2 separate regions of the Mus musculus genome follow, and region 2 is linked to region 1. The links are chromatin contacts, found by Hi-C or POLR2A ChIA-PET in ENCODE. All regions are on one chromosome and are shown on one strand. The core of a region is the stretch at or near the end of the contact, and the rest is flanking DNA. Distances in the headings are between cores, read along the strand shown.

The links. A loop is a pair of places that touch in the nucleus more often than their neighbours do. ChIA-PET counts read pairs that join two places held with the same protein, here RNA polymerase II (POLR2A).
Region 2: a loop to region 1 is called in a map of left cerebral cortex, with 4 times the contacts of the local background. The contact joins the enhancer-like site here to the promoter of Plpp1 in region 1. A Hi-C loop is called at or near these places in 5 of 37 maps with a recorded cell type or tissue (gastrocnemius, heart and left cerebral cortex). POLR2A ChIA-PET finds 5 or more read pairs at or near these places in 3 of 5 experiments (Patski and embryonic stem cell).

The regions. Positions count from the first base shown.
Region 1 is chr13:112,799,439-112,803,719 of GRCm38, forward strand. Plpp1 (phospholipid phosphatase 1) reads left to right here and starts at 1,339. Exons shown (of 6, transcript NM_008903.2): 1 at 1,339-1,828. The coding sequence starts at 1,771.
Region 2 is chr13:112,838,711-112,842,960 of GRCm38, forward strand. The region is part of intron 1 of Plpp1 (phospholipid phosphatase 1); the gene reads left to right. Among named protein-coding and RNA genes, the nearest start is that of Plpp1, 40 kb to the left of the region's middle. Within about 2 kb of position 2,104, at least 1 of the 3 ENCODE cell types and tissues checked has a DNase peak (open chromatin) inside an H3K27ac peak, as active enhancers do; it is left cerebral cortex, where a contact is called at or near this core.

The sequences.
Region 1 (4,281 bases), core at 89-2,588:
TAATAATGCCACATCTTTTTGCGTGTAAATTGTTGAGAGCTTTTAGAAACAATTAAAATAAGTTGAAATTTAAAAATCCATATATCTTTAAAATAAGAATATACTTTTACAAATACACATTTTTATGGCTTATAGTTGCACTTGGAAACACATCTGACTCCCCTTGGGAAGTAGCATCTTTCCACTCACTGGTCTTTTGGGATGCTTGGCAGGAAATACCTGAGAAAACAGAAGGCACATTCTGTGATTTGTATTTTACATCTTCCTATAAGAAGAAAAACCCCAGGGGTGCTGGCTCATGCCTGTAACGCCTTGGGAGGTAGATGCAGGAGTTAAGACCATTTTCGGCTACACAGCCGAATGTGAGGCCTGCCTGGGCTAAAGGAGTCTCTGTCAAAAAAAAAAAAAAAAAAAAAGTCTTGAGCAAGGAGGAAACCATGTATTGTTAAGATTGGTAGTGGTGGTTTAACTCTTTATAAAGCAATTGTCACATTATCTTCTCTGAGTCTCACCACTTCCTCTTAATTAGAATAGACAGCGGGGATCATTGAGATCCTCTTTTTACACATTTGGAAACTGAGATTACTAAATGTGTTCTGGAGGCCTCCTGGGAATGGGTACGGGGACTGCCACTATTGAATCATTGATATTTCTTAAGACATAGTTAACTCTATTGTTTGTGTGAGCATGGCTGAAGCTGCGCTACTGATCAAAAATAAGGCCCCTCCGTGCTAAAGCCAGAGCTCTACCATTGAACAAGTCTCCAAACTCCTCCCAAGTGAAGTCCCAACGAAGTCTATTGCAGTAGGAGACATGACTTGCAGTTAGCGGAAACTGAGCTGGAGATTCGAAGTCAGTGAACAGAACATGACTAAGAAGACATTAATGGCAGGGGTATTCTTGCTAAGGGTAGACTGCGGATTTACGTACACCAAAGGCGGGAGGGTTCAGATATTAAGTATTAGAATATCAAGAATGACCAGAGGGCAAGAAGGATTCTTGCTAGAATGAAGCTCAGCTACGACCAACAGGAAGGCCAAGGTGCAGGCCCCTCACAGAAAGGGGCTTAGAGGTAACTCATTTAAACAGTTTGGAGGGAGAGCCCATGGGAGGAGAAGGATGGCGGGCAGCAGGAGCTATGGAATGGTGTATCGGGGTCTGGCTCTCCTTTAAAGGAAGCATCGCCTAGCACTAAAGGGCTGAATGGACTAAAGAGAGGACTCCCAATCCCTGCAATTGGCCCCGCCCCGTTAACCAGCTTCCAGATTCGGGGCGGGCTCCGCAAGTCGGCGGGGCGGGGCCGATGGCGCTGATTGGCTGTCTGCGCTGGCCTGGGTTTCGTCCCCGCGCGCTGCAGCCGGCGAGACCGCGCACTGGCCGGAGCGGCGCGCCTGGGGCGGGAGGAGCGGTGTTCCTCCAGTCCTCATCCTTAGAGCTCGCCCGGCCTGTTGGAGAGGGCACAGGGCAGCGGAGGGCGATTGGCCGCGACGAGCCAGCACTGAGAGAGCAGGCGCCTGAGGCGACAGATCGGCGGCCACTGGCCCAGTACCGGGTCCGTGAAGGGAAAAGTCCGGGACACGATTGCCCTCGGTGGCAGGGCGGCCCAATCCAAACTGCCCTGGTCCCTGCTCCCGTCAGTCTAAGAGGCTCGCAGTCGCTTGGGGCGGCCGCCATCCCGAGGGCGGGGCTCTGGGAATTGGGTATCTGGACCGCCGCGGTCTGTTCCTCCCGCCACTCGCACCAGGTGGTGACACCATCCAGCCGGTGACCATGTTCGACAAGACGCGGCTGCCGTACGTGGCCCTCGATGTGATTTGCGTGTTGCTGGGTACGTAGGCGCCGCGGCCCGGGGGTCTTCCAGGCGGAGCCGCGCACCGGTGTGGGGTGGGTGTGCCCGGCGTGCGCGCGCGCGCGTGCGCCGGTGGCTGCGGAGAGAGTTGTGGGGAGCCGTTTGCGCAGCTCGGGGGGCCGGGGCTGGGTGGGGGTGGGGGTGATCCCCGCTTCTGCATCCAACACTCTGGCTCCAGCGTGGGCTCTCCCTGCCTGTCTGCCGGTGCGCTGAGTCTAGCCCTGCTTGGCCTCTGTTCTCGCCTGTGCTGTTACCCTCTGTTTCCCGGCCCACTCTAACAGGCAGGGTGGGCTCCTCCCTCTGCACCGTGCAGAGAATCCTGGTCTCTGGCTCATCAGGTTCTGCAGCGAAGCTGGAGGTTCGGTACACTCGGACTTTTCCCTCCCTGGGAACAGGCAGGCAGGCAGGCAGGCAGGCTTCAGTGCCCAGCTTATCATAACTTGGTGAGAAGCACTTGAAAGTTTTCTTCGTCTATAAAAGGTTTAGAACGTTCCTAATTAGAAGGCGTCGTCAGGTTGTAAATTGTCAGGTTGCAGGAGCGATGGAGATGGCCAGGTTTCTGCCTGATGAGGTCTGAAGAAGCTTGCTTTTCCCCATCCCATCCCGTAGAAGTCCTGCTATTGGCTTATAGCGCAGCCCTTGCCTTGGTGTGCCTGTCTCCTGTGACAGCCTGGCACGGAGCGCCTTTAGCTTCTTTAATTTCTTTAGCTACAGCAAAGTTAAGGTTATTTCCCTGGTGGAAGACTTCAATTCTGGGGTCTTTCGTCTCCAGATGTTTTTTTTTGTTTTGTTTTGTTTCTCCTTCAGGAGAAACAAAAACAAAACTTCCCAAACCTCCAAAACTAGAGTCATCTTGTCAAGGGATAGGCATGGAAGGGGTAGCTTTCACTTTTTTTCTTTTTCTTTTTTCTTCTTTTTTTTCCTGTATCGTGTCTGTCACTTGTAGACCATTGGGTCAGGCAATTTACCTAGTTGTAAGCTGTTGGAAGTTTGGGTGGTGGGACTCTGGTTTAAGTAACTGACATAGTCCTGGCGAGTTTTCAAGGCGACTGAACTAGTGGCTTTTGCATCCTAGATACAAATCAGCATAATGGTTCCTCAGAGATAGGAAATTTCCCCAGGCTTTAACTTAATCTCGCTGTTCTAGACTATTCCTCTCTCTTGCTTCCAGCCTGACCATTTAGGTGCCTATAATCTTATAAAATTGTTAAAATTTTAGTACCTGTTTTTTTTAAATGCATTTTCTCTCTCTCTCTCTCTCTCTCTCTCTCTCTCTCTCTCTCTCTCTCTCCTTCCTTCCTTCCTTCCTTCCTTCCTTTCTTTCTTTCTTTCTTTCTTTCTTTCTTTCTTTCTTTCTTTCTTTCTTTCTTTCTTTCTTTCTTTTTTGAGACAGGGTTACTCTGTATAGCCCTGGCTGTCCTGGAACTCACTTTGTAGACCAGGCTGGCCTCAAACTCAGAAATCCGCCTGCCTCTGCCTCCCGAGGGCTGGGATTAAAGGCGTGTGCCACCACGCCCGGTTTAAATGCATTTTCTTAAAGAGTTCCTTTTTTTTTTTTTTTAAAGAAACTTCTTTATTTGGAAGGACCCCCCCCCCCCCCCCCCCCCGCGCCACCTTTCATTGAGGAATTCACTCTGCGGGATTCAGTCTTAGGACATCCATTAGGATGTGGTGACCTGTAGCCCAGGCACTTGTGGTGCAGAGGTAGGAAAATGTTTAGTTCAAGACCAGCTTGGGCTACCTAGGGAGAGCCCGGGTCACTAACCAAGAACAGCCTTTATAGAAACATCTTTTCAGATATCGGGGTAGATTATTTTAAGTTATTAGTTTATGAACTATTTCCCCGTTCTCTCTTTTCTGCCTTCTTTCCTTTCCCTTTCTTCCCTCTCTCCTTTCCTTCTTTCTTCCTTCTTTCTAGATAGGGTCTTGCTGTGCAACCTGGTTTGGAACCTGTGTCCTCTTCTTCCTCGGCCTCAGTGCTGGGAATATCGGCACGCTCTCCCGTGCCTGGCTAAAGTATGGTGTTGCTTTTCTACGGACCCAACATTGATGAGGAGCGCTGAAAACAATAGGGCCTCACAGCTAATGTTAATAACATGAAGCCATATGGTAGATTTATACTTTCTAATTATACTTTGTAATTTCTAATTAAAATTAATTAATTTTGTTTCAGTATACCCAAGCACAGTGCTCCTAGTCCTCCCCCCCACCCCCCCCCCCCAGATCCACTCCTCTGTTTCCCCTCAGAAAAGAGCAGGCCTCCCAGGTGTATCCACGGAACATGACATAATCAGAGACAGTGAGATTAGCCACGAACCCTCATATCAGGGCTGGAGGGAAGTTGATGTGGTTGCCTGGTGCCCTGTCTCATGTTTGTAATCCCATCCCTCACATGGTTAAAATAGGAAGATTCCTGAGTTAGAGGCTGGTCT
Region 2 (4,250 bases), core at 854-3,353, 40 kb after region 1:
GCGTATTAACTAACACTGCTTCTTCAGTTATAGCAGATGTGCTGCACCAGTGTAAGGTGGTGATAAGAGAACCAGGACGGGTGATGATAAGAGAGGGTGTGCATGGGAGCATTTACTCTCTGTTCAGTTTTTAATTAACTTAAATGTGCTATAAAAAATTAAGTGAGGCTTAAAACCTGGTAGGGTACCTGCCTGGCTCATGGAAAGTCCTGGGTACTATCCCTACCATACTACCCACAAATAGATACACACACAAAATGTGTGTGTGTGTGTGTGTGTGTGTGTGTGTGTGTGTGTGTGTAGCTCAAGCTGTCCTGTCATTGTGTAGAGCAGGCTGGCCTCAAACTCACGGAGATCTGCCTGTCTCAGCCTCTTGAGTGCTGGAATTAAAGGCGTGTGCCAGCAAACCTGGCTTAAAATATATTTTTCAATTTGTTGATAGTTTGATAAAGTATCAGTGTTGTTTTGTTACATAATACATAATGATACATAATATGCATTTTTATAAAATATTATCTTCAGTATTATTCATTTCTAGGGATAAGGTTACCTGATAAGATGTCAAATATATGTTTTAGAGTTTTGCATGATGTGTTAGCTAATAAAAATTAAAATTACATTTACGTCGTGTGCTGTGTGCATATGCTAAGATACACACGGAGGTCAGGGGTCAACTTGGGAGAGTGGGTTCTCACCTTGGGTCAGGGCTTGAGCAGGCTTCAGGCTTGGCAGCATCTGCCTTTACCCACTTGGCCATCTCACTGGCCCTAGGTAGTGACTTTCCATAATATTCATTTCCATTGCAAGCTATTGGTTCTTTTATTGCCCTGGTGTACCCTATGTTAAAGGCTCCATGCTGCTTAGGCAAACATTCTACCTCTAAACTATAGCCCCTGGACCTTACAGGTCTTATGAAAGAGGAGTAGTTGACAGCTTAGTAACTGGACATACCTTTATTTCTTAAAACTTATTATTTGAAAAACATGGTGGTATTTAGGAATTCAGTTTTTAACAATAGTTTTATGTTTTTACATTTGAACCCCTGCCCCAGAGGACCATAATATTGTGCCATTTATCTAAAAAAAAAAAAAAAAAAAAAAAAAAAAAGTGTAGCCAAGCATGGTGGCACCTGCCTTTAATTTCAGCAATCAACAGGCAGAGACAGGTAGATTTCTGTGAATTTAAAGCCAGACTGTCTCAAAAATTGGAAAGAAAAAAAAAAGTTTGTGGGATATTTAGTGCACTTAATTGAGAGAAGCCATTACTGTTCAAATGCTATACAATAGACTTGTAATACATTAAAACCCTTTTGGGGGCTGGCGAGATGGCTCAGTGGGTAAGAGCACCCGACTGCTCTTCCGAAGGTCAGGAGTTCAAATCCCAGCAACCGCATGGTGGTTCATAACCATCCGTAATGAGATCTGACTCCCTCTTCTGGAGTGTCTGAGGACAGCTACAGTGTACTTACATATAATAAATAAATAAATCTAAAAAAAGAACAAACAAAAAACCCTTTTGGATATCTGAGCAGTAAGGCAAGAGGTTGTGTGTAGAAGCATCTGTGGTGAAGGTTTTCTCCTTCTCTCACAGTCTAAATTTCAAGCTCTGGAAAGCAAGCCTCTTGAATGTAGTCAGTATTACATAATTAAGCCTTGCATGCCTTAAGCAACACTCTCAGTCAGGGTCCACAGCAGCACCTCGTAACCAAAACAGCAACCAGAGAAGCAAACGGGGTGAAGTCCATGGTGGTCCTATCACCTGTTCTCTTATGTTTGCTTGCCATGAGATGATTTCAAGTTGAGTTTGGGTGTCTGTCGACTGCTTTGAGAGCTTTGACAGGCTGGGGAGGCTCAGCAGATGGAGGCACTTGCTGCTGCCAGTTTGATGATCTTCCTTAGCCATAATTTTTTTCCTTTAACAAACCAAAAATCTCCAAATCCTTTTTTTGTTGAGAAGGGCTATGACTAAAGTCGATGCGAACCCACTTATGTAAACGTACCCTCTGTGACTAGAGGACAGGTTGTCTTAAGTCCTAAGAAGCGAAGATGTGGAGCCTAGTGCTTTTGCAGCTCTTTGTGTGTGAACAGTGTCCCCACAAGCCATCATGAAAGGCGTCAGCATTTTCCAGACCTACAGATCGTGTATGTTGCACATTGAGCTCTCTGGAATGTGCGCCTTTCCGGGCTGTGAGGAGGCAGAACGCAGTCCGTGTTTCCCAGGGTGAGAAACAGAGGAGTCTGAGATGAATGCTGTGGATCCGGGTCTCCTGTGTGCCCAGATGCTGCTGGGGTACTGCTGAGAATGGGAATAGGGGTCCTCGGGTCCGTGTTTGCCCTGAAGGTGTCTGTTTGCCAGGTAAGAAGGGGATGGCACAGCTCGGCAGGGGGACAGAATCTGGTTTGGTTCTGAGTGAGAGAGGAGGGAGGGAATAGAGGGGCTGGAAGGCTTCCCAGCCTTCTCAGGGAGATTTAGGTACAGCTCTTTACGACTAAGGCCTCCCCCTGAGACAATACTCGATGAAGGAGACACCATTGCTTGTTTAAACTGCTTTATTCAATGACAGATGTGAATTCATACAGCTTACTCAGGGTGAACCAAGAATTAACTACCCTTTGCAAGAAGGAATGCCCAGGAAGGGAAGCTTATTGGCTAAACACCGGGGCCTATCAAGATACTTTATTAGCATGGAGAGCTTCAGGTTTTTTATGCTATTTATGTGGCCGATTGTCGCAGTCATCTCAGCTGAGTGTCGTATGTGTCCCAGATCAGGTAGTTTGGCAGGGAACTGGCTCCACACCTGCTATTCTCAGTTCTGAGATTCCCTGGGGTTTGAGCCTGCTCAACCACACCAGTTCTTCTGTCTGGTGGCACTTGCCCCACAACTGCTTAGTAGTAAATGGTGGCCAGATTCCTGGGGGCACCATGTTTTAACAATTTTAAACAAACATCAACTCCACGCCAGTCTGCTTCTATTCATATCGTCAAGTGTTAGCATTTATTGGGTCTTAAGAATGGCAAGTTTTACAGTATTACAGACCCACATTTCCAGTATCACAAGAAATGGAATGTCAATCGTAGAAAGAAAACAGTTCGTTTGTATCGGTTTGTGATTTAGGAGCAGTTAGCATGAGCTCAGGGAATAGCCTTAGAGCAAGCAGCCTGCTTTTGGAGGAGGAGCTCGGTCACTGCCTGTCTGCTTACAAGGTAGGGAGTTGCGGTGAGGGATCTTTTTACTAATAGCTTTCCTATAGTGAGGGTGAGAACAGTTCCTCTCTCCTGGGAGGAGGAGCAGAAGTCCCGGACAGGTTCACTGATTTTTATTAGTAGAGTGTGGGAGTTTTGAAATGCTCAAGTATGTCAATGCAGATTTTTTTTTTTTGATATTTATGTAAGTAAAAAGCTTGGTTTCTCATTACTCATTACAGGTATATAGACATAGAATTAAATTTCGTATTGATTGGATACTCTACAATCTTTCTAAAGTTGCTGTTCTAGAATTTTGAAATACACTCCCTGGGTTTTTCCTTTATTTTTCCAGGTTTAGTTCCATCTTACCAGATCTATGCATGCCCCCATCCCTTTTTTCTTTCTTTATAAAAAGAATTTATTTGGTCTGGCTGTGGTGGTGCATGCTTTTAATCCCAGCAGCTGGGAGGCAGAGGCAGATGGATCACCAAGCTGGAGATCTGCCTGGGCAACAGAGCAGGTTCCCGGACAGCCAGGGCTACACAGAGAAACTGTCTTTGAAAAAACAAAACCTCAAGACACAAACAAACAAAAGTCACACAAGCTCACCTGTGCTTTTGCACCACAGCCCCCTTTTCGTTCTCTTCTGTGAAGATTTCCTTTGCTGTCCTCAGGATCACTGGACTCGTTTCTCCTCTGTCCCATTCCCTTCGTGGTCTCACGGCTTTAATAGAACTTGTGTGTCAGATTCTATTTAGCTTGACTTCTCCCCTCCACAGCAGATATCTAGTCTACTGTCTGCTGTCTGCTGTCTGCTCTGCTGTCTGCTGTCTGCTGTCTACTGTCGTCTGCCTGTCTGCTGTCTGCTCTGCTGTCTGCTGTCTACTGTCGTCTGCCTGTCTGCTGTAGGCAGCTCAAGCAGATGTACCACATTCCCCAGTTCCATTTCCAGGGCTTCCATTCTCTGTTAATGTAGTTTTCTACCCTTTCATATATTTATACCTAATCCACCAGCAAATCCTGTTGGCTATTTTCAGCTGAAATCCATAAGTTGACCACGGTCA